Linked DNA regions of Homo sapiens: region 1 is linked to region 2. A link is an interaction called in ENCODE POLR2A ChIA-PET data of the cell type or tissue named here. Cell type or tissue: PC-3. All regions are shown on one strand. Each heading gives the region's core, and the rest is flanking DNA. Links, peaks and the distances in the headings are about the cores only.

What was found. ChIA-PET counts read pairs that join two places held together with the same protein. Peaks named below come from ENCODE experiments on the same cell type or tissue, not always from the same donor. Only the 100,000 strongest peaks of a DNase experiment are listed, where the experiment ranks them.
Region 1: POLR2A ChIA-PET joins it to region 2 with 20 read pairs; 5 of 35 experiments call an interaction of 5 or more read pairs at or near these places.

The regions. Positions count from the first base shown.
Region 1 is chr16:71,526,078-71,531,451 of GRCh38, reverse strand. CHST4 (carbohydrate sulfotransferase 4) reads right to left here and starts at 5,026. Exons shown (of 2, transcript NM_001166395.2): 1 at 4,957-5,026. RefSeq lists an enhancer at 4,783-5,374. In PC-3, for the core only: no CTCF peak of the experiment used is centred there; no DNase peak of the experiment used is centred there; H3K27me3 peaks cover 1,057 bases.
Region 2 is chr16:71,605,712-71,611,085 of GRCh38, reverse strand. All of the region lies in intron 2 of LOC105371334 (a long non-coding RNA gene), which reads left to right. Among named protein-coding and RNA genes, the nearest start is that of MARVELD3, 18 kb to the left of the region's middle. RefSeq lists a silencer at 3,063-3,112. In PC-3, for the core only: a CTCF peak has its summit at 2,890; a DNase peak (open chromatin) is centred at 2,565; H3K27ac peaks cover 595 bases.

The DNA.
Region 1 (5,374 bases), core at 130-5,129, 80 kb after region 2:
GCTTTTGTGAAGCAAGTCCCATCCCTTGTCACTGAGCCCCAAGACACATCTGGATCTAGACGACACACAATGGGCTGACCAGAGAGCCAGGGGATACTTTAGGATGTGTCTTGGGCAAAACTCATTTCTGAAGACTGTAATGAGCAGCAGAGGCAGATGCTCCTGGGCCCTGGCAGAAGCGAGGTGATGCGAGTCACCAGGGCGCTTCATGGAAGGAGACTCTTCAATAGTGTCCTCGAATCCCACTCTCCCATTGCCAGAATTCCCAGCTGTTTGTGTCTAGGGTGGCCTTTGACATCGACCTTTCTCTTCTGTCTCTCAGCATCTCCCCATGACCCACTGCTGCCAAAAACTACCTTTTTCATTTTTTTTAAATTACTATTTATTCTTTTGGGACAGAGTCTCACTCTGTCAGTGATCTCAGCTCACTGCAACTTCTGCCTCCTGGGTTCAAGTGATTCCTGTGCCTCAGCCTCCCAGGTGGCTGGGATTACAGGTGCCCACCACCGTGCCCAGCTAATTTTTGTGTTTTTAGTAGAGACAGGGTTTCGCCATGTTGGCCAGGCTGGTCTCAAACTCCTAACCTCAAGTGATCCACCTGCCTCGGCCTCCCAAAGTGCTGGGATTACAGGTGTGAGCCACCACGCCTGGCCCAAAATCTTTTTTTTCCTTTTTTAGAGTCGGGGGTCTCACTCTGTTGCCCAGGGTGGAGTACAGTGGCATGATCATAGCTCACTGCAGCCTTGAACTCCTGGGCTCAAGTGATTTTCGATCCTCCTGTCTCAGCCTCCCCAGTAGCTGGGATCACAGGTGTGTCCAATCACACCCAGATAATTTTTTCATTTTTTACTAGAGACTGGCCCTCACTATATTGCCCAGGCTGGTGTCAAACTCCTGACCTCAAGCCACCTTCCAGCCTTGGCCTCCCAAAGTGCTGGGATTACAGGTGTGAGCCACCGCACCTGGCCAAAATATCTTTTTAAAGCATAAGTCTATCAACTTCCTGCTTAAAAATCCTTCAATAAATTTCCAGTGTATATGGGATTAAATAAACATCCCCACACCTCGCACCTGGGGTCCTTCATGGCCTGGTCTTGATTTCCTGTCACTCCCTTCTGTTTTAGTGCCTTAGGCTCCCGACTTTCAGTTCTTCCAAACTTGCCCTGTTATTTAAAAGCCCTGAGATTTTTGCAGGACAGCTACTATTCCTTCAAGAATCTAACCTGCCTTCTCCCTGAAAGGGAGAGCCTGCCTTCTCCCTGAAAGAAGTTCTGTCTCTTTCTCCTGAGACTTTTTTTTTTTAATTTTATTTTTTAGACAGAGTCTTGCTCTGTCGCCCAGGCTGGAGTGCAGTGGCATGATCTCAGCTCACCGCAACCTCTGCCTCCTAGATTCAAGCGATTCTCCTGCCTCAGCCTCCCCAGGAGCTGGGATTACAGCCACGCCCAGCTAATTTTTGTATTTCTAGTGGAAATGGGGATTCGCCATGTTGGTCAGGCTGGTCTCGAACCCCTGACCTCAGGTGATTCTCCCGCCTCGGCCTGCCAAAGTGCTGGGATCACAGGTGTGAAGCACCGCGCCCAGCCCCCTCTTGAGATTAATTTGTTTCCCAGACCTTCTGTTAGCAGCCATCCCTTTTGACAGTAAAAGCCTGTATGGGTGCCTCTCTTTTCTCTGGGCCACTATAGCTTAAGGGAAAGGCTGTATCTTATCTTACTTACACGTACATAACAATTCTACAAATGATCAGGGCTCGGCTCATTAAACACTTGCTAAATAAATGAGTAAGTGAGTAAATAGATGAGTGTGGGCTTGATCTCCTGATCAAGATCACACCGCTGCACTCCAGCCTGGTCAACAGAGCGAAACTTGGTCTCAAAAAAAAAAAAAAAAAAAAAAAAAAAAAAATAGATGAGCATGGGAAGAGGCACAGTAATTGCTAGAAAGCAGAAAACTAAAGGAGCTCCTTCAAGAGAATGAAACATAAGTATCCTTTTCTGAAATGCACACGGACACTCTTCAGCATCAGTGACTAAAATTTAGGTGATTGCATGGAACAGTGAGCACATTACCCATGCCGTCTCAGTTACTTGGACCAAGCTACTAATAAAGTCAGAGGCATGGGTTAGATGCAGTATGGCACAGTAACCCTTGGTCCAAAAAACAGTTACTATACCAAGCATGCATTAATTAAAACCAGGAGGGAAATTATTTTTCTCTTCCTGTATGAAAATTAGTTTTAGAAAACATTTAAAAAATAAAAGCCTCATTGCTGGGTGATAGGCTACCTTGCTTGAATCAGCTCAGTTACTAGGCTAACAAAGCAAAAGCAAAAAAAAAAAAACAAAAAACAAAAACAAAACAAAAAACCCAAACTCAGCACATTCCATCATCACCACCCCAAAAAATTAATTTAAAAAAATGTTGCCCCAACGATGGGTGAACGGTATCATCTTAAAACACAAAGGACAGCCATTTCTGAGGAGTCAAGAGAACCTTAGGAACTTGAAAACGCCACCAAAGGGTGGTGAGAAGGGAGAATCTATGTTTGGCACAGGAACCACGAAGGTGCCAGATGGGTGACCTCAAGCAGCAGCTGATTAGAGTGGGCTGAATTATAGATGTCCCCCAAATCGGTACCATGTAGCCTCGTAGAGACAAAATGGGAAATTCTGAGGGGGAAAAAAACCAGATAGATACTAATTTAAGAAGTCTGGGTTCCAGCCACTGGATGCATTCCTAACTTACACTTCCCATGAGATTATGCCCCTTACAAGTAGAAATTAGATACAGCAGAAGATACCTTGAGCAAAGAGAGAGAGAATGGGGTTGGATTGGGGAAACTGGCATCCTCACAAGCAGCCTGAAGACCTGGAAAACCTCTGAAGCTAGGCACCTGGGTAAAGGGTGTCCATATAACAAACTCTTCCTAGACAGTGTCAGGAGGATTGGACCTGGGTCCCGCCAGGGCTGTGTCACTAGTGCCAAGGACAGTGCATGGCACATAGTAGGTGCTCAAGGAACATCTTTCAACAAATGACAAGTGAACATATATTTGTACAGTGTTTTTTTTTTTACTATATGAGACCCAGAAAGGAAGATTGAGCAAGATATTATAAACCAAAAATAAAATTCTAAGGCCCCCCAACCATCTGAAAGGACTTCCTCCTCAGCCAGGACTCTTTTTTTTTTTTTTTTTTTTGAAATGAAGTCTTGCTCTGTTGTCCAGGCTGGAGTGCAGTGGCACGATCTCAGCTCACTGCAACCTCGACTCCTCAGGTTCAAGCGCTTCTCCTGCCTCAGCCTCCCGAGTGACCTGGCTAATTTTTTGTATTTTTAGTACAGACATGGTTTTGCCATGTTGGCCAGGCAGGTCTCGAACTCCTGACCTCAAGTGACCTCAGTCTCCTAATAGTGCTGTGATTACACCCATGAGCCACTGTGCCCAGCCAGGGGTCTTTTTAAAATTTAACCTGAGAGACTGTTTCAGGCCATGACAAGAAGTGGGGATCTAACATGCCTCATCATACCTCTCCAGCATTAACACCAACACAGACCTTAAGTCTGATAAGAAACATTTTACAACCTATTCTCTCTGAAGCCTGCTATCTGAAGGCTTCCTCTCAGTTGCAGTGAGCCGAGATCGCACCACTGCACTCCAGCCTGGGCGACAGACCCGTACTTTTTTCTTTTCTTTTTTCTTTTTTGAGATGGAGTTTTGCTCTTGTTGCCCAGGCTAGAGTGCAATGGCAGGATCTCGGCTCACTGCAGCCTCCCGGTTTCAAGCGATTCTCCTGCCTCAGCCTCCTGAGTAGCTGGGATTACAGGTGCCTGCCACCATGCCCAGCTAATTTTTTTGGTATTTTTAGTACAGACAGGGTTTCGCCATGTTGGCCGGGCTGGTCTTGAACTCCTGGCCTCAGGTGATCCACCTGCCTCAGCTTCCCAAAGTGCTGGGATTACAGGCGCGAGCCATCGCGCCTGGCTAGATGTATTTCTTAAATGTATTTGATTGAAGTCTCATGTCTCCCTAAAGTGTATAAAACCAAGCTGCACCCCGACCACCTTAGACACATGTTCTCAGGACCTCCTGAGGGCTGTGTCACCGGCCATGGTCACTCATATTTGGCTCAGAATAAATCTCTTCAAATATGTCACAGAGTCTGACTCTTTTCATCGACAATATTACATTTATTTTACACATAGAAAAGTATTTCAATTCCAATTAGAAGTTTCATACTTGTCCAAGGCCATGCAAGATAGACGTATCTTCTACCATAGCTGATATGTTGGCACCATAACTTAATCATATTGCACATGTGCGTGGTGTTCCACATTTTTAAAGCCCTTTTAGCTGCAATTATGATACTGATCGGTTAGATATTTTAGACAGTGATGAGACATTTCTTCATTTTTCAGAATAAATAAACTAAACTTTAATTGACTGGCTCATCCGGTATAAATAGCCTTTTCTGGATCAGAACCCAGGTTTTGGGGATCCCAGGGCTGAGAATTTTCAATGATCACACTGTCCCTCTCCTGAGCTAGAGAAAACCTACAGCTCCTTGCACCTCCTGTCTTCCACTCCCCAGCAGAAAACAGAGGAGAAGCTGCAGGAAGTACAGAAATTTGAGCTCCAAAGCCAGGATCTGAACGAGTCAGTTGGCACCAGGGGACCATCTACAAAATATACATCAGAACAGCCTGATCTGCTCTCTGGGCTCTTTTGGACCCATTTAGGGATAGAGCTAGTGGGGCTTGGGGGCTGCTGGTAAGCAGCTTGTGTTTTATTTTACCCAGAAAATTCCCCAGGTGATCTGATTTATCCCCTCTGCGCAAACCGCCTTCGCCACTGTAATCTCTAGCTTAGCTGCCAGAGGTTATCTGATACTCTTGCTCCAGCAGCTCTGGGTAATGGCTCTGCATTGGAGTCGTACACAGAAATTCTCTTCTTACCTTGTGGCTTGGGCTTCCCTGCTGCTTTTGAGAGGCTCACTGCTAGCCGGGCCATGCGCTTTTCTCCTCTGACTCACCAACTCCCCTCTTGGCTTCCTCCTCCTACTTGCTTTTGCATAACCGTCCCTACTCAGAGCACATTTCACTGTCCCTCCCTTCTGCCAAAAACAAAAAAGGACCCACCTTGCAAGACGGGCTTGAGAAAGCACTCGCTCCCAGGAAGCTGTGAAAGTAACAGCTTTAACACTGCTGAGACTCAAGGGGTGGGGAGACTGCTTGAGGTGGGCTGGGAGAAGCAAATGAGGAAGCATTTTCCCCCAGACTGGAGGCATCCTGGCATGTTGACTACTGAAAGGCAACTGTGAAGGTCAACTCCCTATGGGCAGAGTGGGGAGGTGGGGAAAAAGAGAAAGAGAGA
Region 2 (5,374 bases), core at 114-5,113:
TCCAGCTGTGAAACAACGCCTGGAGTTCACTATTTAGGTTCACTAAATAGGTTCACTATTTCCTGAACTTCGCCTAATACACAGGTGAGACTGAGCTTGGGAAATCACTCACCCTCCCTCTGCCCAAAATGCAACCCTCTCGCTTGCAAAATGGGGATAATTGTACCTACTTCATAGGCTTAAATAAGTAATATGCATAACACACTGGAGCAGTGCCTAACATATATTTAAACTACACATGTATTAGCTATTCTTTTATTTTATTTAAAATTTTTTTTAGAGACAGGGGTCTTACTATATTGCCCAGGCTGGTCTTGAACTCCTGGGTTCAAGCCATCCTCCTGCCTCAGCCTCCAAAGTCCTGGGATGACAGGTGTGAGCCCCCGCGCCTGGCCTGTATTAGCTATTGTTATTGCATTGCTACCGCTTATCAGGCACTGTGGATGCCACTGTGATGCAAGGAAGAGAAATAAGATAGCCGTGCTGGCTGAGAGCTCACAGCCTCATGAGAGAGGCAGCTAAGTAAATTCTTTGTGACACTGGGAAGAAAAAGATGAGCATGAGATGTGGGCAGGGTATGGAGGCAGAAGTAACCAAAAGTCTTTGGGAGGCTGAGGCAGGCAGATCATCTGAGGTCAGGAGTTCGAGACCAGCCTGGCCAACATGGAGAAACCTTGTCTCTATTAAAAATACAAAAATTAGCTGGGTGTGGTGGTGTGCGCCTGTGGTCCCAGCTACTCGGGAGGCTGAGGTAGGAGAATCACTTGAATCCAGGAGGTGGAGGTTGCAGTGGGCAGAGATCACCCCACTGCACTCCAGCCTGGGCAACAGAGCAAGACTCTCAAAAAAAAAAAAAAAAAGGAACCAAAAGCAACGAAGGAGTGAAGGGAGAGCATTCCCTTCGCCCTCTGAAGGGTTGCTGAAAATTAACTGACAAAAGGCAGATTAATAGGAGAAATAGAAATTTATTAATGTGTCGGAGAGTCTTACAAAATATAAGATCTCAAAGAAAGGGAAGAGGGTTGTATGCCTTTTTTTTTTTTTTTTTGGAGACAGAGTCTCGCTGCCGCCCAGCCTGGAGTACAATAGTGTGATCTTGGCTCACTGCAACCTTCGCCTCCCAGGTTCAAGCAATTCTCCTGCCTCAGCCTCCAAGTAGCTGGGATTACAGGTGTGTGCCACCAAACCTGACTAATTTTTGTATTTTTAGTAGAGAAGAGGTTTCACGATGTTGGCCAGGCTGATCTCAAACTCCTGACCTCAAATGATCCACTCGCCTTGGCCTCCCAAAGTGCTGGGATTACAGGCGTGAGCCACTGCGCCCGGGCTGGGTTGGCGCGCCCAGGCTGGGTTGGATGCTTTTATACCATCTTGAGGTTACAGGAAGAATAGGGGTTGGACTCTGGCACAACAGACTATGGGAGAGGGAAAGGAGCAGGCCTGGCTAGCGAAGGTAGTCTTGTTATGTAGCTAAAGTTTCACAGGTAACCACTCTCAGAGAGAATAGATATGAATGTTTCTTTCAAACCTTTATTTTTTATTTTTATTTTTTGTAGAGATGGCGGGGGGGGGGTCTCACTATGTTGCCCAGGGTGGTCTCGAACTCATGGGCTCAAGTGATCTGCCAGCCTTGGCCTCCCACACAGCTAACCCCTTTCAAACCTTTAAAGGTATTAGACACTTACTTAACCTTCCCTAGATTTGGACAAAGGAGGGCTTCAGAGAAAGCCTGGCTGCATCAAGGCAGATTTTCTCTATAGATAAAAATCTCTCCCACAAAAGACGGCTTTTCAGCTATTCTTGTATTTCCAGTTCTTCTGAATAGCCAGCTTGAAATGTGTCAAAGAAGTATATTTTGGGGCAAAAGTTTTTCGTTTCCTTTAGTGACTTCCAGGAGAGAGAGTGCTTAAGGAGAGTTTTTAGGAATGAGTAGGACTGTAATCCTTCCTTTTTTTTTTTTTTTTTTTGAGATGGAGTCTTGCTCCATGGTCCAGGCTGGAGTGCAGTGGCAGGATCTCAGCTCACTGCAACCTCTGCCTCCCGGGTTCAAGCAATTCTCCTGCCTCAGCCCCCTGAGTAGCTGAGATTACAGGCATGTGTCACCACACCCAGCTAATTTTTGTATTTTTAGTAGAGATGGGGTTTCACCATGTTGGCCAGGCTGGTCTCGAACTCCTGACCTCAAGTGATCCACCTGCCTCAGCCTCCCAAAGAACTGGGATTACAGGCATGAGCCACCACTCCCGGCCCTGTAATCCTTACGTTTGAACCACAAGGGAAGAAGTAAAGGGAAAAAAGGCAGAAGAGGGAGGCAGGGGTCAGATTATAAGAAGCCTGCAAAGCCAGGCATATGCAGTTAGTCATTTCTCCTACTCTTCTCACCCAAGACACAGTCTGACTCCTTCCTGGCAACCTGAAAATGATCTGTCTAAGATCATTGACATCTTCCAAACACAAATGACACGTTTCAATCTTGAACTTACTCAGCTTCTCTGTAATAAAAATTTTACAGCTACCAGTAGCAGCTGACATTCATTGAGAACCTGACATTCACCGAGTATTTTGAGCATCTGTAGTTCATTGAATATTTATTTGACCATCAGTGACTCATTGTTCTCAGGCAATGAGTCACTGATCGTGTATTCTCTCTGGGTCTGTGGTCTCCAAGCAGGTGCACACAACCTCTCAATGTGGTGAAGGGAAAAAATCCTAGACCTCTATTTAATCTGGAAATATTGTCTTTTTGGGAATCTCTTTTTCTGTATCTGATTTATAATGTAAATGGTATGTTAATACAGCAGTTCATAGATATAATTTATAAATACATGTGTTCATGTTGGGGTTAGGTTTGAGAGTACAGGCTGTATGGAGCCACCAGAGATGGCTTTTAATCAGAGAAGTACCTCAGTCAAATTTGTTATAAAAATAACATTCCAGGCCAGGCACGGTGGCTCATGCCTATAATTCCAGCACTTTGGGAGGCCAACGCGGGCGGACCACAAGGTCAGGGGTTTGAGACCAGCCTGGCCAACATGGTGAAACCCCGTCTCTACTAAAAATATGAAAATTAGCCGGGCGTGTTGGCACGCACCTGTAGTCCCAGCTACTCAGGAGGCTGAGGCAGGAGAATCGCTTGAATCTGGGAGGCAGAGGTTGCAGTGAGCCTAGATGGCGCCATTGCACTCCAGCCTGGGCGACACAGCAAGACTCCGTCTCAAAACAAAAAAACCAAAAAGCATTTCAGGCTAAGCGTGGCGGCTCATGCCTGTAACCGCAACACTTCGGGAGGACAGAGCAGAATGATTGCTGGAGACCAGTCTGGGCTACATAGGCAGACCCCTATCTGTTAAAAAAAATTTTTTAGCCGGGTGTGGTGGTGTGTGTCTGTAGTCTCAGCTACTTGGGAGGCTGAGGTGGGATGATCATTTGAGCCCAGGATGTCGAGGCTGCAGTGAGTCATGATTGCACCACTGCACTCCAGTCTGGGCGACAGAGTGAGACTCTATCTCAAAAAAGAAAAATAAAAAATAAATAACATTCCAAAATATTCTGGAGGGAGAGCAGGTCCCAGCTGAGGCCTAGGGAGGGAGAAAAAGTGAACGTGAAAGATATTAAGGGTGATTACCTTAGCAAGAAGGAGCAGGTGATCAATAGCATTAAATGAGAACAGTGAGTTACTGATGATTCAATAATGAACTACAAATGCTGAAAATATTCTCTACCACACTGCGGATCAGAAATTCAAGAGCGGCTTGACTGTGGGTTTGTGAGTCTCCCTCGACATTACAGCCAAGAGGTTGTCAGGGACTGCAGTCATTTAGGCTTTAATGGGGCTTATTCTGTGGAAGGGCTGTGTATGCAAAGTAACCCCCAAACACAGAAGGAGCGGAGAAACTAAAGAACAAGGCAGGTGAATCCAGTTTGTCAGTAGAGGATGAATTATTGGGGAATTTACAGGTGGAAGTGTGGTCTTGGACGGCAGCAACATAGGTAGATCACTGTACCGTTACTTCCCAGAGGGTTTATACGCCAGAGGGAAGGGGTGTACATGCCTGCCGTATAGACGCAATTAAAGGAATTAAAGGCAGCCCTCCAGAACAGGCAAGAATGCTATGTGTGTCACAGCCTATAATTTGCACGATAACTTCAAGGTTGCTTTGGCTTAAAGGGAGGATTTATAGTGAGTACATATTCTTACATAAAGGGCAGTAAACAACGTTGGAATCAGGAGGCACTCCTGGGGACTGGGGTTAATCAGAAGTCAGCATGGTGGATTAGCATCCAAGATGGAGACACCTGAGTCTTCACAGGGCTTGAGGATCTCCTCCAAAGCTGGCTTGCCCAAGGTGAGCCTCTCCACAGGGCTGCTGTGGTGTCAGCATAATATGGCAGCTGCCTTTTCCCAGAGCAAGAGAGCCAAGAGACCAAGATGGAAACTTAATGCCTTTAAAAAAAAAACGATATTTTTTTTGAGATGGAGTTTTTGCTCTGTCTCCCAGGCTGGAGTGCAGTGGCGCAATCTTGGCTCATTGCAACCTCTGCCTCCCAGGTTCAAGTGATTCTCCTGCCTTAGCCTCCCGAGTACTTGGGATTACAGGTGTGCACCACCATGTCTGGCTAATTTTTGTATAATTAGTAGAGACAGGCTTTTGCCATATTGGCCAGGCTGGTCTCGAACTCCTGGCCTCAAGTGATCCACCCGCCTCGGCCTCCCCAAGTTCTGGGATTATGGGTGTGAGCCACCGTGTCCAGCCTGCAATGCCTTTTTTGAGTTTTACCTTGGAAGCCACATGCTATTAGTTCCACAGTATTCTATTGGTCACACAAGCCAGCCCTGGAATGTGGGAGGAACACAGCAAGGTCTAAATTACAGAAGGCAAGGGTCATTGGGACTGTCTTGGAGACTGGTATCCCAAATGGGAATTATAGCTTTTTTTTTTTTTTGAGACAGAGTTTTGCTTTTGTCGCCCAGGCTGGAGTGCAATGGCACGATCTTGGCTCACTGCAACCTCTGCCTCCCAGGTTCAAGCGATTCTCCTGCCTTAGCCTACCCGGTAGCTGGGATTACAGGCGCCTGCCACCATGCCCAGCTAATTTTTGTATTTTTAATAGAGATGGGTTTTCGCCATGTTGGCCAGGCTGGTCTTGAACTCCTGACCTCAGGTGATCCACCCACCTTGGCCTCCCAAAGTGCTGGGATTACAGGCGTGAGCCACTGCACCCGGCCCTTTTTTTTTTTTTTTTTTTGAGATGAAGTTGATGTTGCACTATGTTGCCCAGGTTGGTCTCAAGCAGTTCTCCCGCCTCAGCCTCCCGAGTAGCTGGGATTACAGGCACATGCCATGGCACCCAGCTTTATCACTCTTCTTCTGAT